2 separate regions of the Homo sapiens genome follow, and region 1 is linked to region 2. A link is a loop called in an ENCODE intact Hi-C map of the cell type or tissue named here. Cell type or tissue: GM12878. All regions are shown on one strand. Links, peaks and the distances in the headings refer to the core of each region. The heading gives the core; the rest is flanking DNA. Region 1 has its middle 110 kb from the start of NEXMIF. Region 2 has its middle 28 kb from the start of PBDC1.

What was found. Peaks named below come from ENCODE experiments on the same cell type or tissue, not always from the same donor. Only the 100,000 strongest peaks of a DNase experiment are listed, where the experiment ranks them.
Region 1: it touches region 2 in a loop (10-fold over the local background); 1 of 110 quality-filtered maps calls a loop at or near these places.

Annotation. Positions count from the first base shown.
Region 1 is chrX:75,031,346-75,047,031 of GRCh38, forward strand. No RefSeq gene overlaps it. Among named protein-coding and RNA genes, the nearest start is that of NEXMIF, 110 kb to the left of the region's middle. In GM12878, for the core only: a CTCF peak has its summit at 7,771 (motif pointing right); a DNase peak (open chromatin) is centred at 7,826.
Region 2 is chrX:76,137,659-76,153,344 of GRCh38, forward strand. No RefSeq gene overlaps it. Among named protein-coding and RNA genes, the nearest start is that of PBDC1, 28 kb to the right of the region's middle. RefSeq lists enhancers at 7,646-8,465, 10,789-11,323. In GM12878, for the core only: no CTCF peak of the experiment used is centred there; DNase peaks (open chromatin) are centred at 8,503, 10,863 and 11,263; H3K4me3 peaks cover 742 bases; H3K27ac peaks cover 1,697 bases.

The sequences.
Region 1 (15,686 bases), core at 2,824-10,823, 1.1 Mb before region 2:
CCATCATCTACATTAGGTATTTCTCCTAATGCTATGCCTCCCCTAGCCCCCCACCCTCTGACAGGCCTGGTGTATGATGTTCCCCTCCCTGGTCCATGTGTTCTTGTTGGTCAACTCCCACTTATGAGTGAGAACATGCAGTGTTTGGTTTTCTGTTCTTGTACTAGTTTGCTGAGAATGATGGTTCCCAGCTTCATCCATGTCCCTGCAAAGTATATGAACTCATCTTTTTTATGGCTGCATAGTATTCCATGGTGTATATGTGCCACAATTTCTTTACCCAGTCTATCATTGATGGACATTTGGGTTGATTCCAAGTCTTTTCTATTGTTAACAGTGTCACAATAAACATACATGTGCATGTGTCTTTATAGTAGAATGATTTAAAATCCTTTGGGTATACACCCAGTAATGGGATTGCTGGGTCAAATGGTATTTCTAATTCTAGATGCTTGGGGAATCGCCACACTGTCTTCCACAATGGTTGAACTAATCTACACTCCCATCAACAGAGTAAAAACATTCTTATTTCTCCACTTTCTCTCCAGCATCTGTTGTTTCCTGACATTTTAATGATTGCTATTCTAACTGGTGTGAGATGGTATCTCATTGTGATTTTGATTTGCATTCCTCTAATGGGCAGTGATGGTGAGCTTTTTTTCATATGTTTGTTGGCTGCATAAATGTCTTCTTTTGAGAAGTCTGTTCATATACTTCACCTACTTTTTGATGGAGGTGTTTGTTTTCTTGTAAATTTGTTTCAGTTCTTTGTAGATTCTGGACATTAGCCCTTTCTCAGATGGATAGATTGCAAAAATTTTCTCCCATTCTGGAGGTTGCCTGTTCTCTCTGATAATAGTTTCTTTTGCTGTGCAGAAGGTCTTCAGTTTAAACAGATCCTATTTGTGAATTTTGGCTTTTGTTACCATTGCTTTTGATGTTTTAGTCATGAAGTCTTTGCCCATGCCTATGTCCTGAATGGTATTGCCTAGGTTTTCTTGTAGGGTTTTTATGGTTTTAGGTCTTATGTTTAAGTTTTTAATCCACCTTGAGTTAATTTTTGTATAAGGTGTAAGGAAGGGATCCAGCTTCAGCTTTCTGCATATGGCTAGCCAGTTTTCCTAACACCATTTATTAAATAGGGAATCCTTTCCCCATTGCTTGTTTTTGTCAGGTTTGTCAAAGATCAGATAGTTGTAGATATGTGGCATTATTTCTGAGGCCTCTGTTCTGTTCCATTTGTCTATATATCTGTTTTGGTCCCAGTACCATGCTGTTTTGGTTACTGTAGCCTTGTAGTAGAGTTTGAAATCAGGTAGCATGATGCCTCCAGCTTTGTCCTTTTTCCTTAGGATTGTCTTGGCTATGGAGGCTCTTTTTTGGTTCCAGTGAACTTTAAGGTAGTTTTTTCCAATTCTGTGAAGAAAGTCAATGGTAGCTTGATGGGGATAGCATTGAATCTATCAATTACTTTGGGCAGTGTAGCCATTTTCATGATATTGATTCTTCCTATCCATGAGTATGGAATGTTTTTCCATTTGTTTGTGTCCTCTCTTATTTCCTTCAGCAGTGGTTTGTAGTTCTCCTTGAAGAGGTTCTTCACATCCCTTGTAAATTGGATTCCTAAGTATTTTATTCTTTGTAGCAATTGTGAATGGGAGTTCACTCATGATTTGGCTCTCTATTTGTCTGTTATTGGTGTATAGGAATGCGTGTGATTTTGCACATTGATTTTGTATCCTGAGACTTTGCTCTATTTGCTTAGCAGCTTAAGGAGATTTTGGGCTGAGATGATGGGGTTTTCTAAATATACAATCATGTCATCTGCAAACAGAGACAATTTGACTTCCTCTGTTCCTATTTGAATACCCTTTATTTCTTTCTCTTGCCTGATTGCCCTGGCCAGAACTTCCAATACTATGTTGAATAGGAGTGGTGAGAGAAGACATCCTTGTCTTGTGCCAGTTTTCAAAGGGAATGTTTCCAGTTTTTGCCCATTCATTGTGATATTGGCTGTCCGTTTGTCATAAATAGCTCTTATTATTTTGACATACATTCCATTAGTGCCTAGTTTATTAAGAGTTTTTAGCATGAAGGGCTGTTGAATTTTGTCAAAGGCCTTTTCTTCATCCATTGAGATAATCATGTAGTTTCTTTTCATTGGTTGTGTTTATGTGATGGATTATGTTTATTGATTTGTGTATGTTGAACCAGCCTTGCATCCCAGCGATGGTGGTGACTTGATCATGGTGAATATGCTTTTTGATGTGCTGCTGGATTCGGTTTGCCAGTATTTTACTGAGGATTTTTGCATCAGTGTTCATCGGGGATATTGGCCTGAAATTTTCTTTTTTTGTTGTGTCTCTGCCAGGTTTTGGTATCAGGATGATGCTGGCCTCATAAAATGAGTTAGGGAGGAGTCCCTCTTTTCCTATTGTTTGGAATAGTTTCAGAAGTAATGGTACCAGCTCCTCTTTTTACCTTGCAGAGCTTACAGCTTGCAGTGAACACCAAGAATGAGTTCTCAGACAATTCCAGCTGAGCGGGATTGGGGGCAGCTCTTCTAATAGAGTCTGCCCCAGCATCCATCTGCCAAGTATTTATTAAAAGGGCTTGTATTAACTACAAACATACACTAGATGCCTTTTTTGAGTTCGGGTCCTGAGACACCTGTGGCTTTGTAAAAGCACTCAAACCGCATTCTCAGGAGGCTGTTTGCAGTGTTCCTTATCACACCACACACTCCACTCCCTGTGCTGTTTGCAGGGTCAAGGAGTTTCATTCTCATGCACAAATAATGTACATATAGTGATATTTTTCCCTACCTCGACCTCAAATACCATATATATAAGGTTGAATATGTTGCCATGCACCCCCTACAGTACCTCTGGTAGAATTTGTCTGTGAATCAGTATGGCCCTGGACATTTTTTGGTTGGTAGGCTATTAATTGCTGCCTCAATTTCAGGACTTGTTATTGGTCTATTCAGGGATTTGACTTCTACCTGGTTTCACCTTGGGAGGGTGTATGTTTCCAGGAATTTATGCATTTCTTCTAGATTTTCTAGTTTATTTGCATAGAGGTGTTTATAGTATCCTCTGACGGTAGTTTGCATTTCTGTGCGATCGGTGGTGATATCCTCTTTATCACTTTTATTGCATCTATTTGATTATTCTCTCTTTTCTTCTATATTAGTCTGGCTAGTGGTCTATTTTGTTGATCTTTAAAAAAAACAGCTCCTGGATTCATTGATTTTTTGAAGGGTTTTTCGTGTCTCTATCTCCTTCAGTTCTGCTGATCTTATTTTTTTCTTCTGCTAGCTTTTGAATTTGTTTGCTCTTACTTCTCAACTAGTTATTTTAATTGCTATATTAGGGCATCGATTTTAGATCTTTCCTGATTTCTCTTGTAGGCATTTAGTGCTATAAATTTCCCTCTACATGCTGCTTTAAATATGTCCCAGAGATTCTGCTATGTTGTGTCTTTGTTCTCACTGGTTTCAAAGAATATCTTGATTTCTGCCTTCATTTCATTATTTACCCAGTAGTCATTAAGGAGCAAGTTGTTCAGTTTCCATGTAGTTGTGCGGTTTTGAGTAGTTTCTTAATCCTGAGTTCTAACTTGATTGAACTGTGGTCTGAGAGACTGTTTATTGTGATTTCCATTCTTTTGCATTTGCTGAGGAGTGTTTTGCTTCCAATTATGGGTCAATTTTGGAATAAGTGCTATGTGGTGCTGAGAAGAATGTATATTCTGTTGATTTGGGGTGCAGAGTTCTATAGATGTCTATTAGGTCTGCTTGGTCCAGAGTTGAGTTCAAGTCCTGGATATCCTTTTTAACCTCCTGTCTCATTGATCTGTCTAATATTGACAGTGGGGTGTTAAAGTCTCCCATTATTAGTGTGTGGGAGTCTAAGTCTCTTTCTAGGTCTCTAAGGACTTGCTTTATGAATCTGGGTGCTCCTGTATTGGGTGTATATATATTTAGGATAGTTAGCTCTTCTTGTTGAATTGATCCCTTTACCATTATGTAATGGCCTTCTTTGTCTCTTTTGATCTTTGTTGGTTTAAAGTTTGTTTTATCAGAGACTAGGATTGCAAACCTTGTTTTTTTTTTTTCTTTCCATTTGCTTGGTAAATATTCCTCCATCCCTTTATTTTGAGCCTATGTGTGTCTTTGCACAAGAGATTGGTCTCCTGAATGCAGCATGCTGATGGGTCTTGACTCTTTATCCAATTTGCCAGTCTGTGTCTTTTAATAGGGTCATTTAGCCCATTTACATTTAAGGTTAATATTGTTATGTCTGAATTTGATCCTGTCTTTATGATGCTAGCTGGCTATTTTGTCCATTAGTTGATGTGGTTTCTTCATAGCCTAGATGGTCTTTACAATTTGGCTTGTTTTTGCAGTGTCTGGTACCGCTTGTTCCTTTCCATGTTTAGTGCTTCCTTCAGGAGCTATTGTAGGGCAGGCCTGCTGGTGACAAAATCTCTCAGCATTTCTTTCTCTGTAAAGGATTTTGTTTCTCCTTTGCTTATGAGGCTTAGTTTGGCTGGATATGAAATTTTGGGTTGAAAACTCCTTTCTTTAAGAATGTTGAATATTGGCCCCCATTCTCTTCTGGCTTGTAGGGTTTCTGCTGATAGATCCACTGTTAGTCTGATGGGCTTCCCTTTGTGGGTAACCTGGTCTTTCTCTCTAGATGCTCTTAACATTTTTTCGTTGATTTCAACCTTGGTGAATCTGATTATGTCTTGGGATTGCTCTTCTCAAGGAGTATCTTTGTGGTGTTCTCTGTATTTCCTGAATTTGAATGTTGGTCTGCCTTGTTATATTGGGAAGTTCTGGATAATATCATGAAGAGTGTTTTCCAACTTCGTTCGATTCTCCCCGTCATTTTCAGGTACACCAATCAAACGTAGGTTTGGTCTTTTCACATAGTCCCATACTTCTTGGAGGCTTTGTTCATTTCTTTTCACTCTTTTTTCTCCAAACTTGTTTGCTCGCTTTATTTCATTGAGTTGATCTTCAATGTCTGATATTCTTTCTTCTGCTTGATTGATTTGGGTATTGATACTTGCGTATGCTTCACGAAGTTCTCATGCTGTGTTTTTCAGCTCCATCAGGTCATTTACATTCTTCTCTAAACTGGTTATTCTAGTTAGCAATTTGTCTACCCTTTTTTCAAGGTTCTTAGCTTCCTTTCATTGGGTGAGAACATGCTCCTTTAGCTCAGAGGAGTTTGTCATTACCCACCTTCTGAGGCCTAATTCTGTCAACTTGTCAAACTCATTCGCTGTCCAGTTTTGTCCCCTTGCTGGCGAGGAGTTGTGATTCTTTGTAGAAGAGGCATTCTGGTTTTTGGAACTTTCAGCCTTTTTGCACTTGTTTCTCCCCACGTTCATGGATTTATGTACCTTTAGTCTTTGAAGTCAGTGACCTTTGGATGGGGTCTCTGAGTGGACGTCCTTTTTGTTGATGCTGATACTATTCCTTTCCCTTTGTTACTTTTCCTTCTAACAGTCAGGCCCCTCTGCTGCAGGTCTGCTGGAGTTTGCTGGAGGTTCGCTCCAGACCCTGTTTGCCTGGGTATCACCAGCAGAGGATGCAGACCAGCAAAGATTGCTGCCTGTTCCTTCCTCTGGAAGCTTCGTCCCAGAGGGGCACCCGTCAGATGCCAGCCAGAGCTCTCCTGTATGAGATGCCTGTCAGCCCCTACTGGGAGGTGTCTCCTCAGTTGGAAATGCAGAAATCACTCACCTTCTGTGTTGATCTCACTGGGAACTGCAGACCAGAGCTGTTCCTATTCGGCCATCTTGCCAGCAACCCTCTCCTTGTTGATTTTCTGTCCAATGCTGAAAGTGAGGTGTTGAAGTCTCCAGCTATTATTGCATTGTGGTCTACCACTCTTTAGTAATATTTTCTTTATATATCTGGGTGCTCTATTGTTGGTTACATATTTATATTTACATATTTATAATTGTTATATCCTTTTGCTGAATTTACCCCTTTATTACTATATAATGACATTTCTTTTCTATTTTATAGGTTTTGTCTTGTGATATATTTTTTCCTGATATAAGTATAGTTATTCCTGCTCTTTTTTTTTGGGGTTTCCATTCGAATGGAATATCTTTGTTCATCCCTTTATTTTCAGTCTATACGTGTCTTTATAGGGGAAGTGTGCTCTTTGTAGGCAAGAGTATTGGGTCTTATGGGTATATCCATTCAGCCAACTCTATGTCTTTTAATTGGAGAGTTTCATCCATTTACATTCAATGTTAGTATTGATAAGCAAGGACTTGCTCCTGCCATTTTGTTATGTGTTTTCTGGTTCTTTGTGGTCTTCTCTTCCTTCTTTCCTGTCTTCATTTTAGTAAAGGTGATTTTCTCTGGTGATATGTTTTAATTTCTTGCTTTTTTTGTGTGTATGTGGTGTATGTTTTTTGATTTGAGGTTACCATGAGGCTTGCAAATACTATCTTATAAGACATTATTTTAAACTGATGACAACTTACTACTGATTTCATAAACAAAAAGACAAGTAACAAAAACTCTACATTTTAACTTTGTTGTAGTTATTACTTTTTATTTGTTCTTCCTTTAGTCTTTCTACTTAAGATAGATTTACACACTGCAATTACAATGGTCTAAAAGTCTGTGTTTTTCTGTGTATTTACTATTATCAGCGCGTTTTGTGTCTTCAGATGATTTACTTTTGCTCATTAACATCCTTTTATTTCTGATTGAAGTACTCCCTTTAGCATTTCTTGTAGGACAGGTCTGGTGTTGATGAAATCCCTCAGCTTTTGATTGTCTGGGAAGGTCTTTCTTTCTTTCATGCCTAAAGGATATTTTTGACAGATACATTATTTTCTAGGGTAAAAGTTTTTGTCTTTCAGTATGTTAAATATGTCATGTCACTCTCTCCAGGCCTGTGAGGTTTTCACTGAGAATTGTTTCTTTCCTCTTGTTGCTTTTAGGGTCCATTTTATCCTTGAGCTTTGGTAGTTTGATTATTAAATGCCTTGAGGTAGTCTTTGGGTTAAATCTGCTTTATCTTGTATAACCTTCTTGTACTTGGATGTTGATATCTTTCTCTAGGTTTGTGGAGTTCTCTGTTATTATCGCTTTGAATAAACTTTCTTCCCCTATTTCTATCTCTACTTCCTCTTCAGGGCCATTATCTCTTAGAATTGCCCTTTTGAGGCTATTTTCTAGGTCTTGTAGGCATGCTTCCTTCTTTTTTATTGTTTTTTGTTTGTTTGTTTGTTTGTCTCCTCTGACTGTATGTTTTCAAATAGCCTGTCTTTAAGCTAATTCTTCCCTCTGGTTGATCAATTGTGCTACTAAGAGGCTCTGATACATTTCTCAGTATGTCAAATAAAATTTTCACTTCCAGAATTTCTGCTTGATTCTTTTTGTTTCTTTCCACTGAAATTTCGTCTCTGTGTTATCTTGAATTTCACTCAGCTCCATCAAAACAAGTGCTTTGTATGCTGTGTCTGAAAGGTCTCATATCTCTGTCTCTCTGAGATTAGTCACTGCTGCCTTATTTAGTTTGTTTGGTGAAGTTATGTGTTCCTAAATGGTCCTGACTTATGTATGTTCATCCATGTCTGGGTATTGATGATTTAGGTATTTATTGTAGTCTTTGCAGTCTGGGCTTCTTTGTATCCATCCTTCTTGAGAAGAATTTCTAAGCATCCAAAGGGTCTTGGGTATTGTGATCTAAGTATTTGGTTACTGCAGCCATATCTCCATTAGGGGGCACCCCAATTCCAGTAACACTGTGGCTCTTGCAGACTTGTGGAGGTACCATCAACTTGGTGTTTTGTATAAGATCTGGGAGCATTCCTTAGACTAACAGGCAGAGGCTTTTGTTCTCTTTCCTTTTCTGCAAACAAATGGAGTCTCTCTCTCTCCGTGCTGAACTGCCTGGAGCTGGGAAAGGGGTGACACCAGTATACCTGGGGCCACTACTACTAAGACTGCACTAAGTCAGACTCGATTGCAGCGCATCACTTGGTCTCATCGAAGGCCCGCAAGGGACCACTGCCTGGCCACCACTCATGTTCACTCAAGGACCAAGGGCTCTTCAGTCAGAAGGTAGAAAATCCAGCCAGCCTTGTGTCCTTTCCTTCAGGGCAATGAGCTTCCCCCAGCCCTGGCTAGGTCCAGAAATTCCTTCCAGGAACCAGGTCCTAGAGTCCAAAACTTTAGGACTCTATCTCTTGCTCTACTCTAATGTGGGTGAGTTGACACTCAAGCCACAAGACAAAATCTTTCCTAGTCTTTCCTCCCATTTCCTCAGGCTCTCCATGGCCATCACCACCCCAGGCCTGCAGGGAGTACTGCCAGGCTGCCACCAATGCTCACTCAAAGTCCAAGCACTCTTCAGTCAGGTTGCGGTGAATGGTGCCAGCCTGGGTCTCTCCCTTCAGGGCAGTGTGCTCCCCTCTGGCCCAAGGCAGGTCCAGAAATGCCGTCCAAGAGGCAAGGCTTGTAGTCAGGGGAGCACAAGAGCTCACTTGGTGCTCACACTGTGGCTGAGCTGGTACCCAAGATGTAAGACAATGTCCTCTTTACTCTTTGCTTTACTTCCCTCAAACAGAAGGAGTCTCTCCCTATAACCACCACAGCCGGGATTATGCTGGGTCACACTCACTGACACAACTCTGAGTCTCACTCAAGCCTTTGGTGAGTACTGCCTGGCTACTACTGCTGATTATTCAGGGGCCCAGTGCTCTTTTCTCAGAAGGTGTGAATTCTTCCAGGACTGGGTCCTTCCCTTCAAGGCAGTGGGTTCCATTCTGGCCCAGGGTGTGTCTAGAAATGTCATCCGGGAGGTAGAGGCTGGAATGGGGGCCCCAGGACTCTGCCTCGTGTCCTATCCTATTGTGTATGAGCTGGTATCCATGTTGCAAGACTAAATTCTCTTTACTCTCCTCTCCTCTCCTCAAGCAGAAAAAAAGGAGTCTCTCCTAGTGCTGCAAGCTGTGCTGTCTGGGGTCAGGGAGCTGGGATGTAAGCACTCCCTTGACAGCCCTGGCTGATGTCTCACTAGATCAAGTTAAAATCCACTGACCTTGAGTTCAGCACAGCACCAAGACTTGCCCCGGAATTGCAGTCCTTGTGGCCTAGATTGCCTTTTAAGTTTATTTAGAACCCCAGAGCACTTTAGCCCACCTTGGCAGGGCTTGCCAGAACTCAGGTTGCCAGTGCTGGAATGGACAGTTTGCCTCTGGCTAGGGCTGGTCTATATACTCCCTGTGTGGATGTTGGCTGAGTTCTGTCCAGTGTTGCTTTCTGCTGTGACAGTGCAGCACTGAGTTCAAATGCAAAGTCCCACTATCACTGTTCTCTCTCTCTCCTCAAAGCTCACAGATTCTCCCTCTATGCCACATGGCCCCTGCTGCTGCAGAGGGATGGGGGAGGAGTGGTGTTGGCAACTCGAGACTACCCTCTTCAGTGCCTCCTTCCGTAATATGATTTTAAAATCAGATACTGTGATTGGTCGCCTGATTTTTGGTTCTTACGAAGGTGCTTTTTCATGTGGATAGTTATTCAATTTGGTGTTCCTGTGGGGGCGGTGACGGGATGATTGTGGGAAGCCTCTATTCAGGCATGTTGCTCTGCTTCCCTCTCCCATATGATTTTTTAAAAATGTTGTTGGACTCAGTTAGCTTGTATTTCATTGAGGATTTCTGCATTTATATATCTAAGAAAAATTGATCTGAAGTTTTCTTGTGATGTCTTTTGTTATGGTTTCAAGATAATACTGGCCTCACAGAATGAACTGAGAAAAGTTCTCTCCTCTTGTATATCTTGAAAAAGTTTGTGAAGTGTTGGTATCAGTGCCTCTTTAAATATTTTGTAGAATTCACTGAGGAAGCCATCTAGGCCTGGGCTTGTCTTTGTGGGTAGTTTTTATTAGTAATTTATTCTCTTTACTTGTTATAGATCTATTCATGTTATTTCTTAAGTCAGTTTTGTGTCCTTTTATGAAATTGTCCATTTCATCTAAGTTTCCTAATTTGTTGGCATTTATATATAGTACTCTTCTAAAATATTTTTTTTACCTCTGTGGATTCATAGTGATGTCTCCTCTTTCACTATTTTAATCATCTGAGTCTTAAGTATTTTGTTACTTGCCAGTGTAGTTAAAAGACTTGAGAATTTTGTGATATTTCAAAAAACAATTCATAGTTTTATTAATTTTATTTACTGATTTTCTATCCTCCATTAATTTATGCTCTAATATTTCTTTTATTTTGCTTGCTTTGCATTTAGTTTGCTCTTTTTTTCTAGTTTCTTAATGTGAATGGCTGTTATTAATTTGAGATATTCCTTGTTTTTAAATATAGGTATTTACAACTATAAACTTCCCCCTAGCCACAGCTTTTGCTGCATTCCACATGTTTTTCTTGTGTTTTCCTTTTCATTTATCTCAGAGTATTTTCTAAATTCCCTTGTGATTTCTTCCTTATCCTATATTTAAATTATGTTTTTAAATTTCCATATATTTATGACATCTCCAAGTTTCCCTCCACTAATAATTTCTAATTTCATTCTTATTGTGGTCAGAGAACATTCTTTGTACCATTTCAATCACTTTAAATTTACTGAGGCTTGTTTTATGGCCCACCTGAACAACATGTATTCTGATTTTGGGTGGCGTGTTCTATAGATGTCTGTTAGGTCTAGTTGATGCATAGTGTCATTTGATGCATGGACAGTTGATGCATGGACATTTTGCAGTGTAACATTTTGATCCTATTAATGATGTTCTAAGGATTTTTTTTAAAGAATAAAACACCTAGGAACACAGCTAACCAAAGAGGTAAAGGACTTCTATAAGGATAATTACAAAACACTGCTAAAGGACATCGGAGATGACACAAATAAATGGAAGATATTCCATGCCCATGGATTGGAAAAATCAGCATCATTAAAATGGCCATACTGCCCAATGCAATTTACAGAGTCAATGCTATTTCTATCAAACCACCAATGTAATTTTTTACAAAATTAGAAAAAACTATTCTAAAATTCATATGGAACCAAAAAAAAAAAAAAAAAGAAAGAAAGAAAGAAAGAAAGAAAAAAAGAACAAAGCCAGAGGCATCACATTACCTGACTTCAAACTATACTACAAGGCTATAGTAACGAAAACAGCATGGTACTGATACAAAAAAAAAAAAAAAGACACATAGACCAATGGAACATAATCAAGAACCTAGAAATAAAGCTGCATACCTACAATCATCTAATCTTCAACACGGTTGACAAAAATAAGCAATGGGGAAAGGACACCCCATTCAATAAATGGTGCTGGGATAACTGGCTAGCCATATGCAGAAGACTGAAACTGGACCCATACCTAGCATCATATATAAAAATTAACTGAAGATGGATTAAAACCTCAAACTACAAAAATCCTAGAAGAAAACTTAGGAAATGCCCTTCTCAACATCAGACTTGGCAAAGAATTTGTGGCTAAGTCCTCAAAAGCAATTACAACCAAACAAAAAGTGACAAGTGGGACCTAATTAAACTAAAGAGCTTCTGAACAGCAAGATAAACTATCAAGCAAGTAAAAAGACTATGTACAAAATGGAGAAAATATTCACAAAGTATGCACCTGAAAAAGGTCTATTATCCAGAATCTATAAGGAATATAAACAATTCAACAAGCAAAAAACAAGTAACTCCATTAAACATGGACAAAGGCAAGGTAATTTATAGATTCAATGCCATCCCCATCAAGTTACCCATGACTTTCTTCACGGAATTGGAAAAAACTACTTTAAAGTTCATATATATGGACTTTAAAAAAGACCCCGCATTACCAAGTCAATCCTAAGCCAAAAGAACAAAGCTGGAGGCATCACGCTACCCGACTTCAAACTATACTACAAGGCTACAGTAACCAAAACAGCATGGTACTGGTACCAAAACAGAGATATAGACCAATGGAATAGAACAGAGCCCTCAGAAATAATGCCACTTATCTACAACTATCTGATCTTTGACAAACCTGACAAAAACAAGAAATGGGAAAAGGATTCCCTGTTTAATAAATGGTGCTGGGAAAACTGGCTAGCCAGATGTAGAAAGCTGAAACTGGATCCCTTCCTTACACCTTATAGAAAAATTAATTCAAGATGGATTAAAGAGTTAAATGTTAGACCTAAGACCATAAAAACCCTAAAAGAAAACCTAGGCAATACCATTCAGGACATAGGCATGGGCAAGGACTTCATGTTTAAAACACCAAAAGCAATGGCAACAACAGCCAAAATTGACAAGTGGGATCTAATTAAACTAAAGAGCTTCTGTACAGCAAAAGAAACTACCATCAGAGTGAACAAGCAACCTACAGAATGGGACAAAATTTTTGCAATCTACTCATCTGACAAAGGACTAGTATGCAGAATCTACAATGAACTCAAACAAATTTACAAGAAAAAACCAAACAACCCATCAAAAAGTGGGCGAAGGATATGAATAGACACTTCTCAAAGAAGACATTTATGCAGCCAACAGATACATGAAAAAATGCTCATCATCACTGGTCATCAGAGAAACGCAAATCAAAACCGCAATGAGATACCATCTCACACCAGTTAGAATGGTGATCATTAAAAAGTCAGGAAACAACAGGTGCTGGAGAGGATGTGGAGAAATAGGAACACTTTTACACTGTTGGTGGGACTGTAAACTAGTTCAACCACTGTGGAAGTCAGTGTGGCGATTCCTCAGGGATCTAGAACTAGAAATACCATTTGACCCAGCCATCCCATTACTGGGTATATACCCAAAGGATTATAAATCATGCTGCTATAAAGACACATGCACACGTATGTTTATTGCGGCACTATTCACAATAGCAAAGACTTGGCACCAACCCAAATGTCCAACAATGATAGACTGGATTAAGAAAATGTGGCACGTATACACCATGGAATACTATGCAGCCATAAAAAAGGGATGAGTTCATGTCCTTTGTAGGGACATGGATGAAGCTGGAAGCCATCATTCTCAGCAAACTATCTCAAGGATAAAAAACCAAACACCGCATGTTCTCACTCATTGGTGGGAATTGAACAATGAGAACACATGGACACAGGAAGGGGACCATCACACAGTGTGGTCTGTTGTGGGTTGGGGGCAGGGGGGAGGGATAGCATTAGGAGATATACCCAATGTTAAATGATGAGTTAATGGGTGCAGCACACCAACATGGCACATGTATACATATGTAACAATCCTGCACATTGTGCACATGTACCCTGAAACTTAAAGTATAATAATAATAATAATAATAATAATAATAATAATAATAATAATAAAAAGTCAGGATAGGAGTTGAACTCAAGATAGAAGCAAGTAATTGAGTAATCAAAGTGTGCAATGGTAGAGTCAATGCCAAGGGGTTAGAAATCTCACCGAGGTAGAGAATAAAGGAAAAGTTTAAAAGTTTGAAAGTTTAAATGAGGCACAATGGTATCATGAAAAGTTTTTAAATGTCTTGATTCTGTTTTTGCAGTGGAAATGTTCAGTAAAGAAATATGACAGGAGAATTTCTAAATGAGAATTTTAAAAGCCGAAATGGTTTTTATTAATTATAGTAGAGAAACTATACAGAAATCTAATTTCATCATGTTAAATAATAAAAGAATGTTAGAACAGATCAAAATAAAAAAGTTATAGAAATCATTCAAAAAATAAATAAACATGAGCAAATGACATGAACAGACACTTCTCAAAGGAAGACACATAAGTGGTCAACAAACATGAAAAAGGCTCATCATCACTAATCATCAGAAAAATGCAAATCAAAACCACATTGAGATACCATCTCACACTAGTCAGAATGGCTATTTTTTGACTAAAGTCAAAAAACAACAGATGCCGGCGAGGCTGCAGAGAAAAGCGAATGCTTATAAACTGCTGGTGGGAATGCAAATTAATTCGGGCTCTGTGGAAAGCAGTTTGAACTTAAAACAGAACTACCATTTGAATCAGTAATCCCATTACTGGGTATATACCCAAAGAAAAATAGATCATTATACCAAAAAGGCACATGCACTTGTATGTTTATTGCTGTGCTATTCACATAGCAGAAACATGGAATCTATCCAGGTGGCCATCAATGGTGGACTGGATTATGTACATGTGAATATATACCATGGAATACTATGCAGCCATAAAAAAGAACAAAATCATGTCCTTCACAGCAACACAGATGCAGCTGGAAACCATTACCCTAAGTGAACTAATGCAGAAACTGCAAACCAAATATCACATCTTCTCATAAGTGGGAGCTCAACACTGGGGTACATATGGTTATAAAAATGGGAACAGATGCTGCAGAATACAAGAGAAGGGAGGGAGAAGGGGTGAAGGTTATAAAGGACTACCTATTGAGTACTATGCTGACTACCTGGGTGACAAATTCACTTGTAGTCCAAACCTTAGCATCACACAATATACCTTTGTAATAAACCTCCACATGTACCCCGATTCTAAAATAAATGTTGAAAAAAAGTTTATTTTTAAAAGTAACTTTCTTAGTGATTGTTCTAGGGATTACAATATACATTGTAACTTACCAGAATTTACTTCATATTTGTACGGATTAGTTGCAGTGAAATATAGAAATTTTACTATTATATAGCTTTCCATCCCAGTTTTGTGCTATTGTTATTCATATTATGTCTATATATGTTACAAACCAATACATTATCATCTTTATATGACCTTGCCTTTTTAAAAAGCTGAGAGAAGGACACATATATATGCAGAGAGTTCGTGATATTAGCCTTCTTAGATACCATTTCTGGCTGTCGTCATTCATGCCTGTGGATTCAAGATATTACCTGGTATCATTCCTTACATAGCTTTGTTTCATTCCCAATAAAATAATAATATACAGATTGTTTTATGCAGTTGCTTTATAAGTCAGTTAAGAGAAGAAAGGAAAAGAAGCATGCAATTGTCTTTTTAAAGTACTCACATGATTGCCATTACTGGTGCTTCCTATTTTTTTTTCACGTGGATTTGAATCACTGTCTGGTGTCACTTGCTTTTTGACTGAAAAATTACCTTTTTATTTCTTATAATGCAAGTCACTACTATTGAGTTTTCCTTTTATTTGTCTGGGAACATCTTATTTCACCTTCATTTCTGAATGAGTTTTGCTAGATATAATATTCTCATTTGGGTAGTTTTGTTTAATTTCAGCAATTTGAACATGTCATCATTGTATCTTCTGGTCTTCACTGTTCCTGATGAAACTTCACTTGTTAACCATATTGGGGTTTCTTTGTAGGTGATGAGCTATTTTTCTCTTACTGCTTTTGAGATTTTCTCATTTTTTGCTCACAACATTTGATGTGTCTCTTTGTTTACCCTACTTGACATTTGTTGGGCCCCTTTGATGTGTAGATTAATGTTTTGCATCAAATTTAAGTATTCTCGTAAGTTTCAGTTTTTAGTCCCCCTCTCTCCTCCTGGTACTGTGCATATGTTGGTACACATTTCTCTTGTTATTTTTCCCCATTCTTTTTTCTCTGTTCTTCAGACTGCATAATCTCCACTGATCTTCCTTCAAGTTCAGATTTTTTTCTGCCAGCTCAAATATACTACTGAACTCTTGTGAATTTATTTCAGTTATTGT
Region 2 (15,686 bases), core at 3,590-11,589:
ATTTTGTATAAGTGGCTGTCCCTTTCCTTGCTTCAGTGTCTGAACCTGGAATTTTTTATGCGGTTTTTGAGACTCTAAGTTCATTGGGGTGGAATTTGGAAGGGTGGTCAAGCATGAATAGGACTAGAAGGGAACACAAATATTTTTTGCTCAAGACATTAGTCTCAGCTGTACCTCCATATGTCTTTTCCCTGCTTTACCCCTTCCTACTTGTTCTCTTGCTCATGGCACTCATTCTCTTCCCTAGTTGTAGATTTAAGTTAAGTCCAGTAGGAACTTGACACACTCAGAAAATGGATGAAAACCCAAGGGGATGCTACTTTTGGGACCATTGTCTGAGCTTTTTTGGGTTACTGCCACCTGTCACAGTTTAAGAGATGTGGAGAGCCACTCATGGCTGTCAGAGGCTGTGTCAAGGAAACAATATTCTGGTAATGATTTTTATTTACCATGAGGGTTTGGTTTCCTCTTCTGGTGTCTACTTGGACTTCCCTAAGAATTAGTTACCTTGGTTCTTGGGCTTGGCATCAGCCCACAGAGCATGGAGCCAATCAAGTACCATAAGTCCTGCAGAGATTTAAATTTCCTGGTGGCAGCATTTCTGGCACAGGCTTATGTTTTCCTATGGTTACTTAAGCCCTTTATTAATGCACTCTGAGTTTCTCTCATGGTTTGGCTCCTCAAGAAGTCAGGCAGTAGCGTTCAAGGTATGGGGAAGGTATCAGGTCAAGACAGAAATATTTGGCAGCTTTAGGGATTTTCTGTTTCCACTCTTAAGGTGTGCCCTGAATAAGAGCTGTAGAAGAGTCATCTGGGGCTGACTTCTTTGAGGCCCCAAAGAGTCTGGCCTGGGCTTCAAGGAATCTGAGTCCTAGGGTATGCTCAGCCACGAACTCCCTGGGTGACCTTAGGCAGACAAATTCATTTCCCTGAATCTCTGTTTCCTCAAACATCTTCCATCTCAAACATTCTATAATTCATGAAAGCTGAATAGTACTGGAAATTCTTCTGCTCAGTATGATAATGATTTGAGCAGAGAAATGAACAGGCTGGGTAAAGTGTGACCTTCCCAGGGTACATAAAATGTTTTTCCAATTAAATGAACATTTCCTAAATCAGTTCCCAATTAGTGGAGCCAGTGTGTGTTAGCCTTGTGATGGGGCTGCATAAATAGCAATTCAGAATCCAGGAAGAAAGTGGCCAATAGGCCCACTCTGCTTCTTACCTGTCATAGCAAAAAAGGAGTATGGTGCTCAGAGCCGATCATCACATTTTAGAGAGGACACCATGAGGCTGGAGCTATTTCAGGGCCGTAGCTAAGGTGATGAGGGAACTCTGAACTGTGTCATATGAGGAAGAGCAGAATGGCCTGGGGATAAGTAACCAAGAGAAGACCTCCAGCAACATCTTGGCCCCTGGTTTTGGCTCCTATGGGGAAGAGGGTGTATTAGTTTGTTTTCTGTTGCCTATCAAAGAATGCCTGAAACTGGATAATTTATAAAGAGAAGGAATTTATCTCCTACAATTATAGAGGCTGAGAAGTCCAAGTTTGGGGGCTGTATCTGGTGAGGGCCTTCTTGCTGGTGGGGACTCTCTGCAGAGTCCTGAGGTAGCATTAATAAAGGGCATAAGGAACTCCAGAAAAACATCACATGGTGAGAGGGCTGAGTGTGCTTGCTCAGGTCTCTCATCCTCTTCTTATAAAGCTACCAGGTCCACTGCCATGACGATCCATTAATCCATTAATCCATGAATGGATTGATCCATACATAAGGGCAAAGCCCTCATAACCCAAACACTTCTTAAAGGCCCTATCTTTCCATACTGCCACATTGAAGATTAAGGTATAACACATACAATTTTGGGGACACATTCAAACCATAACAGAGGTGTGTTGTGGGGAAAATGGAGTGACTTCAAACCTGACCCAATAGCTATACTGCAGGTTCAGTAAATAGATGCTACCAAGGGACAGATTTCACACCAAAGTTCAGGAAAAATTTCAGAGTAAAATCAGTTTTATGTGGAATTAGATGGTTATAGATCTATAAACCAGAAGAAGATAATCTGAATTTCAGCTGGAGGAAATTTTGGACAAAAGCCTGGATCTGTTTAAGGGCACGGTCCTTGCACTGTTTGACCTCTAGGGAGAAATACAACTGAATTTGTACAAATGATGGGTGCACCAGGTAGCAGATGAGAGTGTTTTGACAAAGTGAGCTACTTAACCATGTATGGGAGTGCTAATGCATCTCTCTCTTAAGTATGTGTGAAAGCCCTAATGAAACTTCAATAAATACTCCTGAGACTTCATTGGGAGAATAGAGATGGAGGTCTTGAAATATTGCATGGGAGTGAAATAAGAGAGATATTACATTTTCAGGGACCTCTCCAAAATTCCAATAATATAAACTTTTATGTTTAACTTATGGGTTTAATTAATCTCCACATCTCAAATATCATTAATTCTGGAATAGAGCAAGGCATGTCACTTTACAGTTAATACAAAAGTGCCTGTCAAATCACATCAAATAGAAAATCCCAAATTATTGTGTCTCAGTGATATTCAGCATTGTTATGACATACAATAATCCCTCAGGCTACTTAGGTAGTCCTTTCACCAGAAATACATATCACAAGCATGTCCTTGTGGATCTTATTTAGTGTGGCTGCCATTAGTTTTGTGTCCAACACATAAAACCTATGTGTGACCTTTCCAGCCTAGATGAATAGAACACTTACTGACATATTGCTGATCTGCTTGACTTCTATGAAAGGCCTTCTTGGGAGACTCTGGAGTTTTTAGTTGAGCTGTTCTACACATGGGCCTGGGTTTTGCCCATGTTCACCTCAGCTTTCCTCTAAGCAGAACATAATGATCACAGTTTCCACATAGGGAATACCCTGGGGAAGGAACACATCTTCTAGGACCTGGGACTCAGGATACTGAGACAGACTCTTCACTCAGATGCCTAGAACATAGGAGATGGCAAACTTAACAGGCTGAAATAAGGCAGCCTACATTTTTTAGTATAACCTCGTTCTTCATCTGTTAAAACTTCTTTAGGCTGCAGTGACCAAATGTATGGTCATTGACCTGCAGGCCTGTATTAGACAGTTCAGGCTGCTATAACAAAGCAAAGTGGGTGGTTTATAAGAAACAGACATTTATTTCTCACAGTTCTGGAGGCTAGAAGTCCAAGACCAGTGTTTTGATGAAGATCCTCTTTCAGGTTGCAGAGTGCTGATTTCTCATTGTATACTCACATGGTTGAAAGAGAGAGAGCATGCCACCCTCATGACCTAAATTTACCTCCCAAAGACTCCACCTACAAATGCCGTTAGACTGAGAATTAGATTTTAGCATATAAATGTTGATGGAATATAAAAATTCAGTCCAAAACAAAACCTCCCCAAAGTATTGCTGCTGAGTCACTTAGAAAACCTTTGTCTGAGTTCACCTTTTTTATTCTTTTTGCAAACTGGGTAGTAATTTGGAATGTTGTAGAGAGATGCATATTAGTTCTTGCCCAGAGCTAAGGTGTGAGATGGATCGCCCAAACTAAAAGAAGAATTTAGAATAAAAGCAAGATGCTCAAGTACTTCAAGTTCATGAGCCACATATTTCAGAAAAAAAATTCCAAGGTAATTCCAATACAAAGTGAAATCTACACCACATGTGAATCAGGAGACATGCAGCTAAATTCCAGAACGAGTTTAATGATGATGGAGGGCAAGGCAAAGATAAGCTGTACCTTGACTGATTAGGCTGATAAATCAGGCTTGTCTTGAATAACAAAGCTAAAGGACAGAAAATGAGAAAGAAACATACCTGAAGTGATTTAAAGCCAGGATGTGATATAAAACTATTTACATACACGTATTGCTAAACTGAATAGGAGACACTTCCCAGGTAGTAAAAGGGTGGAGAAGAAAGTATTTATAAGTCAAATGACCTCTTTGTTTTTGATACAGTAGTTGGTGCCTACTAGGACTTGCTCTGGATATAAATAAATAAGAAGGCAAAAATTGAGAGGGTTGAGTCAAGCTGATCAGGCTAGAGAAAGATGCAAGAAAAGTTTCACAGATTCTCATTAATACAAGACATGTAAGATGAAAATAAACAAAGATAATCATTTTTGTGAAAAGACTCAGTAGATAACCTCACAGCTTCTTTTTCCGGCAGAGAATATGGATGTGCTAGGATTGAAGGCACTTGTCATCACCAATCTAATGGGCTCAACTGGGACAAGTGATTGCATTTTTCTTCTCAAATGGTGGGCTACATAACAAGAATTTAGCATTAGACAGGTATGCCAGTGTTGCTGCTAGTGGAAAGTGCACCAATATACATGCTACTCCAGGATAAGGTTGGCAGATATGCTTTGGTCAAACACTGGCATGCACAAGGGACGAACAAACAAACGTAGACAGCCGTCATATCTTGCCATCAAGAACAAGATTTAAGAAAAGACCTGTGGCCGTGGTCATGTATGATGTAGCTCAATCACCCCAGAAACAGAAGATGTTATTAAAAGTATAAGCTGATTCCAGTTTGGCTCTGGCAGAGTGAGGGCAGAAGAGAGGACAACATGTTGGAGGGGAAGCCAGAGAGTTAACCAGAGATTAAATCCTGTTGGCTCTTACCGGACAAGGACTGGGCTTTTACTCTGAGTGAGATCAGAAGCCATTGCTGGGCTGGGACCGGAGGAGATACACAGCTCACAAAACACATCAATACAGAGAATTCAAACTTCTGAAAAACATATTGGATGAAGAAATGAAGTCCAAATTAAAATGAGGAAGTCCAGTCAGATGACGAACTTGAACACAAAGAGCAAGCCATTGAGCACTAGTTGGCCACAGATGTGGATTTAAGTTTTCTAGCTGCCAAAATGTAAAGAGGGAAACACGATCCTCTGCAGGACTCAACAGTATCCCTGAGATCGAATCTGACAAACTGCTCAGAAGGGGCACCTATGCTTTTCCCTGAGATGAATGTCTCCCATCGTCAGATGTCAGATTCTGGATCTATTTTGACAAGAGAGCTCAAAGGATTTCTTCACAGATGGAAATGAGGGGTGAGTAAAACAGTGGCGTGAAGGATCACCCTCAAGTCTATAGCATGAACAATTGGAAGGATAAGAGTGGCCTTAACTGTGAGGGGTGGGGCGAGGGGGGACGCTGCAGTGGGAGGAGGTTTCTAGGGGAAGATGGGAGAGTTCGATTTTTGACTTGTTAATTTGGGTTGACTCTCAGGCAATTTTCTCAGCGAATTAGAAAGGAAGGTCAGAGGCTGAATGTGAGGAGTCGGGAGGCAGTGTTGGAGGCTTGCAGAGAGAAAATAAGTTGTGAAATAGAAGGGTGAACGGAGACGAAGGCTTGAGAGAAATGAGTAGTTGGAAGATTTGGACTACAAACCTGGCAGAAAGATGTTTTGGTTTAAATGGATAGGGACCCTGGGTGTTTCCAGATCAGACAATGTTCATTCTTTATGATCCAGCCAGAAAACTGTGGCTTTTGCTAGCCTTTCCCACCTCTGAACACAGGTTTCCCCTTGCTGGTGAGGGTGGCGTGGAGAGATCCGAGTGAGGAAATAAGTTGTCAGTGTTTACGCTTATTTCTTCAGTCATGCTGAAGAGGCGGATAGGCCTAATACATAATAGGATAGAACACAATCCACCCGGACTTCCGCCTTATGCACAACTGCACTTTCAGTTTTGCTCAGAGAGATAGAGCTCACACAATTAGGTAATTGGGCCCAAATCTGAAAGTGAGAAACAGGCCAGAAAGGACACTCAGAGGATGAAAAGGGAAACCAGTAAGCCCCACTGTTTTATACACCGTTGTCATCATGGTTTTAACTTCATGCTGAGACATAGAATTCCTTAAACTATCACAGCCCTGGTCACTTGTGCCAATTCTACAAGGCCTCCAAAACCGCATAGGAGATACTGCACCGTGGGCCCATTCCAAACACTTATTCAGAATTAAAATTCCACTGGCTTTCCATTGATAGCACTAGAGGTCTGTCTGTGACACGCTGCTCCATTACAGCAAAGCAAAGCCCCATAATGACCTAATCCAGAAGGATAAGATCCCAGGACCCATAGAACAAGGAGGCCAGAGGGAAGGCAGGCCACAAAGAAGAAGGAAACCAGACTTCCCCATCCCTCTGGGCTCCTGGGGGGGTCAGTGGAAAAAGGCCTTTAACCTAAGTGCTCAAGGCCCTAACCTAACAGCTTTTGTTTTTCACGCTGGAGCGCTGGCACTTCCTGACCCCGCTTAGTCCTTCTATTAGAATTTTGTACTCTGATGCTAGTTTTCAGAGTATAGGAGCAACTGCAGGGAATGAAGCAGCAGACCTATCAATATTTTGTGGTGATCTAAGTCTCTGTTAATAAGCCTGAGACAAGGCAAAACCAGGAAGAAGCCTTGACCCTTATCAAGGTCATCAAAGCCATACAGGACCCTTCCTAATGTCTTCAACTGTCATTTTTGAAAGAAGCCGAGTCTGACCACCAAGTATAAATGGGTATAACATCCACCGCATTTCTTTGTCATATTGTTACAGGAAAGGGGTCTTGATCCAGACCCCAAGAGAGGGTTCTTGGATCTCGCGCAAGAAATAATTCAGGGCGAGTTCACAGTGCAAAGCAAAAGCAAGTTTATTGAGAAAGCACAGTGGTGAAAGGGCAGCTACTCCATAGACAGAGTAGGACGTTCCCAAAAGTAAGAGGAGGAATGCGTCCACCCTAGGTACAATGCTTGTTATATGAGGAGATGTGCTCTGCTACAAGGGTTTGTGATAGAGGATTAATTTTCTTAATTACTATGTTTTGCAAGAATCAGTGTTGTTATCTTTAAGGCAAAATTAGGAATGCCTTTCTTCTCCAGATATCGGAATATCTGGACACTCCCAAGTCTGGGTCTGTTTAGTAAACGTTATTAATTTGTTCCCTTAACCGTAAACATCTAGAGGCTGGGAATACCTAACTTTCTGGGAATGCAGCCCAGCAAGCCTCAGCTTCATTTTCCTAGCCCTCACTCGGAATGGAGTCGCTCTGGTTCAAACGCCTCTGACAATATCACCCCGTTTTATTTTCTATCACTTACCACTATCTGAAATTAAGTAGATAATTTGTTTACTCTCTGTCCCCACCCACTAGAATGAGAACGCGGCCCTTGCATCCTTACGTGTGTCTGGCATATAAGGGGTGCTCAATGATTATTTGTTTCATGGATGAACAGATTTATGGATGGCTGGGTGGATGACGATCTTAGAAGGGGTTCCAGGGCTAGCTGGCTTTCTGTTTCTCCCACTCAAGCACCCAAGCCCTGACCCACAAAGTAAAGGAACAGGCGAAACTTCTCGCCAAATAGCTTCAAGGCAGAAACTACGCAGCTGGCTTGGGAATTCCGTACAACGCGAACGCGCATGCACAGGCAGGACTGAGCGTGTCCATCTTCGCATTACTCCCGGAGATGACTCTCGGAAACGGTCCGAGGACTAACGTCTTTCTCTTCCTCGCCCTCATTCCTCCCAGTAACGTCCGCTACAAAAGAAACCGTGCACAAAATAAACTCGGGCGGCGGGTAGAAAGGAGACAGCCGAATTCCCTACACCCATGATCAACACGCCCACACCTCCCATCAGGCACGGCGCTCCCGCCTCCCCGAAGAGGCGGTGGAACGTGGTGGTGGGGGGGGTGCTGGGGGAGGGCTGGCGGGGGGAGGGCCGGGGGAAGGAGCGGGGCGGGAACGTCCTTCTGCTACTGCTATGGCTTCCGGGGCAGCACTTCGGCAGACCGCCCGCCTCCCAGTTGCAAATCGACTTCCGGGGCACCCCCACCGGCTGCCCGGTGGGTTCTCTGCTCGAACTTCTGGCGCTTTTCCCTTCCCGTTTATCTTGTTCAGGTCCCTCAGTGGACTGCTCCAGATCTAAAGAGCAGAAATTGGGCCGCAAAGAGAACGTCCTCCCAGACTTTCTCCGTCGCGGTGAAATTATGCCCGTTTGGTGGCAGTATGTATTCACAGATGCGTGCAGCTCTGCTCTTACCCCGCCCTTCGCGTTTAGAAAAAAAGCGCCGTTCCTCAGAGTCAAAACAAAGTTTCTTTCCGCTGTAGAGGCACAGCTTTTAGGGTGGCCTACTAACTCCCGCTTTTTCTTTTCTGAAATCTCTGTGCCAATCTGATGGACAGAAGAGCGACAAAAAATATTTTTAACGTGAGATTCTTTGTTGACTAGCCTGCTTGTAAACTTTCTGACATATGCCTTTTTTTTTTTTTTTTTTTCCATAGGGCTGTGAACCCCTGATATCTGAGAGGTGTCTCAGTCAATTTAGAAAGTTTATTTTGCCAACGTTAAGGACGCGCCCATGACAGCCTGAGGAGGTCCTGACGACACGTGCCCAAGGTGGTCAGGGCACAGCCTGCTTCCATACATTTTAGGGAGACATGAAACATCAATATGTAAGATGTATACTGGTTCGGTCTCTAAAGGTGGGACAACTTGAATTGGTGAGGTGACTAGGAAGGTCATAGGTAGATAAAGACACACTGGTTGCATTCGAGTTTCTGATTAGCTTTCCATATTTTTTAAATTGAAAAATACCCAGTTAATGTCATAACTTATCTTACTATAACTTCAGAATCTAAATTATAACAAGTTTTGTCTAAAAGCATTTATCTCATTACATTTACCTACTTTTTCTAATAGTTTACCTAGATTATTTATGAAACTGCGATAGTCATTTTATTTCCTTTTCAACCATTTTATAGCCTGTGAATTTCAGGTGTTTACCTAAGTAAAAGCCTTAAGATTAAATATATGGTTATTTTACTGAATAATTGGATATTTAGCGATTTTCATTAATCCAATATTAATTTTTTTATCAAAAATTATACAAGCAAAAATTCTGTTTTTGCCGGATTTATAGTTTTGTAACCCGCATGCCAAATTTTTTTTTTAATTATTAAAGGTTCAGGGTACATGTGCACAATGTGCAGGTTAGTTACATATGTGTATACATGTGCCATGCTGGTGTGCTGCACCCATTAACTCGTCATTTAGCATTAGGTATATCTCCTAATGCTGTCCCTCCCCCCTCCCCCCTTCCCCCACCCCACAACAGTCCCCAGAGTGTGATGTTCCCCTTCCTGTGTCCATGTGTTCTCATTGTTCAATTCCCATCTATGAGTGAGAACATGCGGTGTTTGGTTTTTTGTCCTTGCGATAGTTTACTGAGAATGATGATTTCCAATTTCATCCATGTCCCTACAAAGGACATGAACTCATCATTTTTTATGGTTGCATGGTATTCCATGGTGTATATGTGCCACATTTTGATAAGTATGAAATTGCTTGATTAATAAATGCAAAAATGTATGCTGGCAATTTTTAAGAAATTTCTGTTATTAGTTTACCAATAATTTTTAAGCAAGCATATGACAGATTTTACTTAAGTCATATAAAGATGAAAAGCATTTGGGCTAATTAATTTATGAGTACTTGTTAAGCCAGTGTGGTACCTTGTGGCCCAAAACACAACAAAATACGTGTACATACATATAAACACACACATACACACTTACACAGCTGTTCCCGGTCCAAACTGAGGGTCAGCCTACTTATTCCTGCTACCCGGTAATGAGATGCAGATGAACTGGGAAAGAAGAGAGTTTATATAAGCTCAGAAAACTTTGTAATTTTTACTTGGTCTGCCAATATTTTCGAGGCCTTCTCCCTGTGGAGAGACTGTCGTCAGACCAACTCAAAATTACAAAGTTTTCCAAAGCTTATATACCTTTTAAGCTATATGTTTACATATAACTTTGCATTCATCTAAAGACATAAGTTATTAACTTCTTTTAATCTACAACTAAGTTCTCAGTTTTGAAGACCTTCCTCTGGAGCCTCAGTAAATTTACTTAATCTAGATGGGTCCAGGTGCTTGGGGTGATTACCCTTATCTTGTCTGCTGTAAATCCATAGAGGTTTTAGAAGTTCCTTTAGACCACCAGTAAAACTTGTTTGTGGAGGTCTGGGGAGTTTCTTCAGACCTCCAATAAAAACTTGTTTAATCCCAAAGGGGTCCTGTTAAGAATTCCTTTATCTTGTCATGCTTCAAGGCCCAGGAGGACATAGGCAAAATTCTTGGTGGGCTTTTGTTAAATCCCAGCCTTTGTATAAGGGCACTGGCTCTTTCAGCTTTTAATATTTAACCAGTCAGTGCTGAAACAGTTGTTAAGGAGGCCTCCCTGTTCAGCTGTGAGACCTGCCCTGCCACACAACCAAAAATCCTATAGCTTTTACTTCAGAACTCTAGTCATGAGATATTAATACAAACTCATTGGTTTACAAAAACAATAACAAAATGAAATGGATGGATGCAAATGGTGGATTTTATCTCAGTAGAAATGTAACAGCAGACTTAATGCAGGCAAAAAAGAAAGCAGAGCCATACACAGAGAACTTAGGAACTTTATACTCACAGGTGGACCTTTGCGATCTGAATTTTCCTTGCCGTAATTGTGCAGAAAAGGACCACAGTATGTCAATTTTACACAAACATTCGCAAGAAGAGGCGCCATAAAACCAACAGAGTGCCTGAAAGGAGGTCATTCCTGTTTTTCCTCTTTCTTAGATTTATTTTTTGAAGGAAGGAACTTAGCTGTGGCCTAAGGTTTCAGTGGAGTGGGTCCAAGTATCCGGGTTGTGGGCAGGACTCCACAGTGTGTCACCACAGAGTAATTTCCACCTTATGTGTCTCATTTTCTCTCTCTGGAGGTCTAGCACCTATGGGAGGGTCAAAGCAAAGTGATCAGCTCTAATAGGCATTTCCTGGATGAGCTTTTTAAAACTATTTTGTTGTAGGTTCCCTGTAGGGCTGCTGGTTGTCACGGGGGTCAACACCCCCAGACACTCCCACTGGGCTCCAAGTCACCCAGGGGTGCCTTTCTGCTGGGAAGAGCAAAATGCCCTTTCCCTTTGGAGGTCAGGAAACAGTCTCTCATGTATCTATGAAAACAACAGTACAGCTCTTCACGCAGATGCACACACAAAACAACAAGATTAATTTGGGGAGGAAAAGCAATGGAGAAGACACTGTAGAATGCATCTCCAAATTAGAATTCGGATCCTAAACAATAACTTCCTAAGAGGGGAAAAAAGAGAGGGGCAGCTATGACCATTTCCTGTAAACTGTCTTCAGCCACTTGTAATTTTGTAGCTCTCATCTACCATTACACACGCCAAGGTCAAATCCTCTCACAGCACAAGATCCTTCCCCGACCGAACCACTTTACATCTTACATAAAATGATTGATGTTTCATGTCTCACTAAAATGTATGGAAGCAGGCTGTGCCCTGACCACCTTGGGCACGTGTCGTCAGGACCTCCTGAGGCTGTCATGGGCGGGTCCTTAACGTTGGCAAAATAAACTTTCTAAATTGACTGAGACACCTCTCAGATATCAGGGGTTCACAGCCCTATGGAAAAAAAAAAAAAAAAAAAGGCATATGTCAGAAAGTTTACAAGCAGGCTAGTCAACAAAGAATCTCACGTTAAAAATATTTTTTGTCGCTCTTCTGTCCATCAGATTGGCACAGAGATTTCAGAAAAGAAAAAGCGGGAGTTAGTAGGCCACCCTAAAAGCTGTGCCTCTACAGCGGAAAGAAACTTTGTTTTGACTCTGAGGAACGGCGCTTTTTTTCTAAACGCGAAGGGCGGGGTAAGAGCAGAGCTGCACGCATCTGTGAATACATACTGCCACCAAACGGGCATAATTTCACCGCGACGGAGAAAGTCTGGGAGGACGTTCTCTTTGCGGCCCAATTTCTGCTCTTTAGATCTGGAGCAGTCCACTGAGGGACCTGAACAAGATAAACGGGAAGGGAAAAGCGCCAGAAGTTCGAGCAGAGAACCCACCGGGCAGCCGGTGGGGGTGCCCCGGAAGTCGATTTGCAACTGGGAGGCGGGCGGTCTGCCGAAGTGCTGCCCCGGAAGCCATAGCAGTAGCAGAAGGACGTTCCCGCCCCGCTCCTTCCCCCGGCCCTCCCCCCGCCAGCCCTCCCCCAGCACCCCCCCCACCACCACGTTCCACCGCCTCTTCGGGGAGGCGGGAGCGCCGTGCCTGATGGGAGGTGTGGGCGTGTTGATCATGGGTGTAGGGAATTCGGCTGTCTCCTTTCTACCCGCCGCCCGAGTTTATTTTGTGCACGGTTTCTTTTGTAGCGGACGTTACTGGGAGGAATGAGGGCGAGGAAGAGAAAGACGTTAGTCCTCGGACCGTTTCCGAGAGTCATCTCCGGGAGTAATGCGAAGATGGACACGCTCAGTCCTGCCTGTGCATGCGCGTTCGCGTTGTACGGAATTCCCAAGCCAGCTGCGTAGTTTCTGCCTTGAAGCTATTTGGCGAGAAGTTTCGCCTGTTCCTTTACTTTGTGGGTCAGGGCTTGGGTGCTTGAGTGGGAGAAACAGAAAGCCAGCTAGCCCTGGAACCCCTTCTAAGATCGTCATCCACCCAGCCATCCATAAATCTGTTCATCCATGAAACAAATAATCATTGAGCACCCCTTATATGCCAGACACACGTAAGGATGCAAGGGCCGCGTTCTCATTCTAGTGGGTGGGGACAGAGAGTAAACAAATTATCTACTTAATTTCAGATAGTGGTAAGTGATAGAAAATAAAACGGGGTGATATTGTCAGAGGCGTTTGAACCAGAGCGACTCCATTCCGAGTGAGGGCTAGGAAAATGAAGCTGAGGCTTGCTGGGCTGCATTCCCAGAAAGTTAGGTATTCCCAGCCTCTAGATGTTTACGGTTAAGGGAACAAATTAATAACGTTTACTAAACAGACCCAGACTTGGGAGTGTCCAGATATTCCGATATCTGGAGAAGAAAGGCATTCCTAATTTTGCCTTAAAGATAACAACACTGATTCTTGCAAAACATAGTAATTAAGAAAATTAATCCTCTATCACAAACCCTTGTAGCAGAGCACATCTCCTCATATAACAAGCATTGTACCTAGGGTGGACGCATTCCTCCTCTTACTTTTGGGAACGTCCTACTCTGTCTATGGAGTAGCTGCCCTTTCACCACTGTGCTTTCTCAATAAACTTGCTTTTGCTTTGCACTGTGAACTCGCCCTGAATTATTTCTTGCGCGAGATCCAAGAACCCTCTCTTGGGGTCTGGATCAAGACCCCTTTCCTGTAACAATATGACAAAGAAATGCGGTGGATGTTATACCCATTTATACTTGGTGGTCAGACTCGGCTTCTTTCAAAAATGACAGTTGAAGACATTAGGAAGGGTCCTGTATGGCTTTGATGACCTTGATAAGGGTCAAGGCTTCTTCCTGGTTTTGCCTTGTCTCAGGCTTATTAACAGAGACTTAGATCACCACAAAATATTGATAGGTCTGCTGCTTCATTCCCTGCAGTTGCTCCTATACTCTGAAAACTAGCATCAGAGTACAAAATTCTAATAGAAGGACTAAGCGGGGTCAGGAAGTGCCAGCGCTCCAGCGTGAAAAACAAAAGCTGTTAGGTTAGGGCCTTGAGCACTTAGGTTAAAGGCCTTTTTCCACTGACCCCCCCAGGAGCCCAGAGGGATGGGGAAGTCTGGTTTCCTTCTTCTTTGTGGCCTGCCTTCCCTCTGGCCTCCTTGTTCTATGGGTCCTGGGATCTTATCCTTCTGGATTAGGTCATTATGGGGCTTTGCTTTGCTGTAATGGAGCAGCGTGTCACAGACAGACCTCTAGTGCTATCAATGGAAAGCCAGTGGAATTTTAATTCTGAATAAGTGTTTGGAATGGGCCCACGGTGCAGTATCTCCTATGCGGTTTTGGAGGCCTTGTAGAATTGGCACAAGTGACCAGGGCTGTGATAGTTTAAGGAATTCTATGTCTCAGCATGAAGTTAAAACCATGATGACAACGGTGTATAAAACAGTGGGGCTTACTGGTTTCCCTTTTCATCCTCTGAGTGTCCTTTCTGGCCTGTTTCTCACTTTCAGATTTGGGCCCAATTACCTAATTGTGTGAGCTCTATCTCTCTGAGCAAAACTGAAAGTGCAGTTGTGCATAAGGCGGAAGTCCGGGTGGATTGTGTTCTATCCTATTATGTATTAGGCCTATCCGCCTCTTCAGCATGACTGAAGAAATAAGCGTAAACACTGACAACTTATTTCCTCACTCGGATCTCTCCACGCCACCCTCACCAGCAAGGGGAAACCTGTGTTCAGAGGTGGGAAAGGCTAGCAAAAGCCACAGTTTTCTGGCTGGATCATAAAGAATGAACATTGTCTGATCTGGAAACACCCAGGGTCCCTATCCATTTAAACCAAAACATCTTTCTGCCAGGTTTGTAGTCCAAATCTTCCAACTACTCATTTCTCTCAAGCCTTCGTCTCCGTTCACCCTTCTATTTCACAACTTATTTTCTCTCTGCAAGCCTCCAACACTGCCTCCCGACTCCTCACATTCAGCCTCTGACCTTCCTTTCTAATTCGCTGAGAAAATTGCCTGAGAGTCAACCCAAATTAACAAGTCAAAAATCGAACTCTCCCATCTTCCCCTAGAAACCTCCTCCCACTGCAGCGTCCCCCCTCGCCCCACCCCTCACAGTTAAGGCCACTCTTATCCTTCCAATTGTTCATGCTATAGACTTGAGGGTGATCCTTCACGCCACTGTTTTACTCACCCCTCATTTCCATCTGTGAAGAAATCCTTTGAGCTCTCTTGTCAAAATAGATCCAGAATCTGACATCTGACGATGGGAGACATTCATCTCAGGGAAAAGCATAGGTGCCCCTTCTGAGCAGTTTGTCAGATTCGATCTCAGGGATACTGTTGAGTCCTGCAGAGGATCGTGTTTCCCTCTTTACATTTTGGCAGCTAGAAAACTTAAATCCACATCTGTGGCCAACTAGTGCTCAATGGCTTGCTCTTTGTGTTCAAGTTCGTCATCTGACTGGACTTCCTCATTTTAATTTGGACTTCATTTCTTCATCCAATATGTTTTTCAGAAGTTTGAATTCTCTGTATTGATGTGTTTTGTGAGCTGTGTATCTCCTCCGGTCCCAGCCCAGCAATGGCTTCTGATCTCACTCAGAGTAAAAGCCCAGTCCTTGTCCGGTAAGAGCCAACAGGATTTAATCTCTGGTTAACTCTCTGGCTTCCCCTCCAACATGTTGTCCTCTCTTCTGCCCTCACTCTGCCAGAGCCAAACTGGAATCAGCTTATACTTTTAATAACATCTTCTGTTTCTGGGGTGATTGAGCTACATCATACATGACCACGGCCACAGGTCTTTTCTTAAATCTTGTTCTTGATGGCAAGATATGACGGCTGTCTACGTTTGTTTGTTCGTCCCTTGTGCATGCCAGTGTTTGACCAAAGCATATCTGCCAACCTTATCCTGGAGTAGCATGTATATTGGTGCACTTTCCACTAGCAGCAACACTGGCATACCTGTCTAATGCTAAATTCTTGTTATGTAGCCCACCATTTGAGAAGAAAAATGCAATCACTTGTCCCAGTTGAGCCCATTAGATTGGTGATGACAAGTGCCTTTCATCTTAGCATATTTATATTGCCTGCTGGAAAAAAAAATGTGTTAAACTACCTACCGGTAGCCATTCATCTCTGCTTTTCTCTTTGCATCTGATTCCAACAC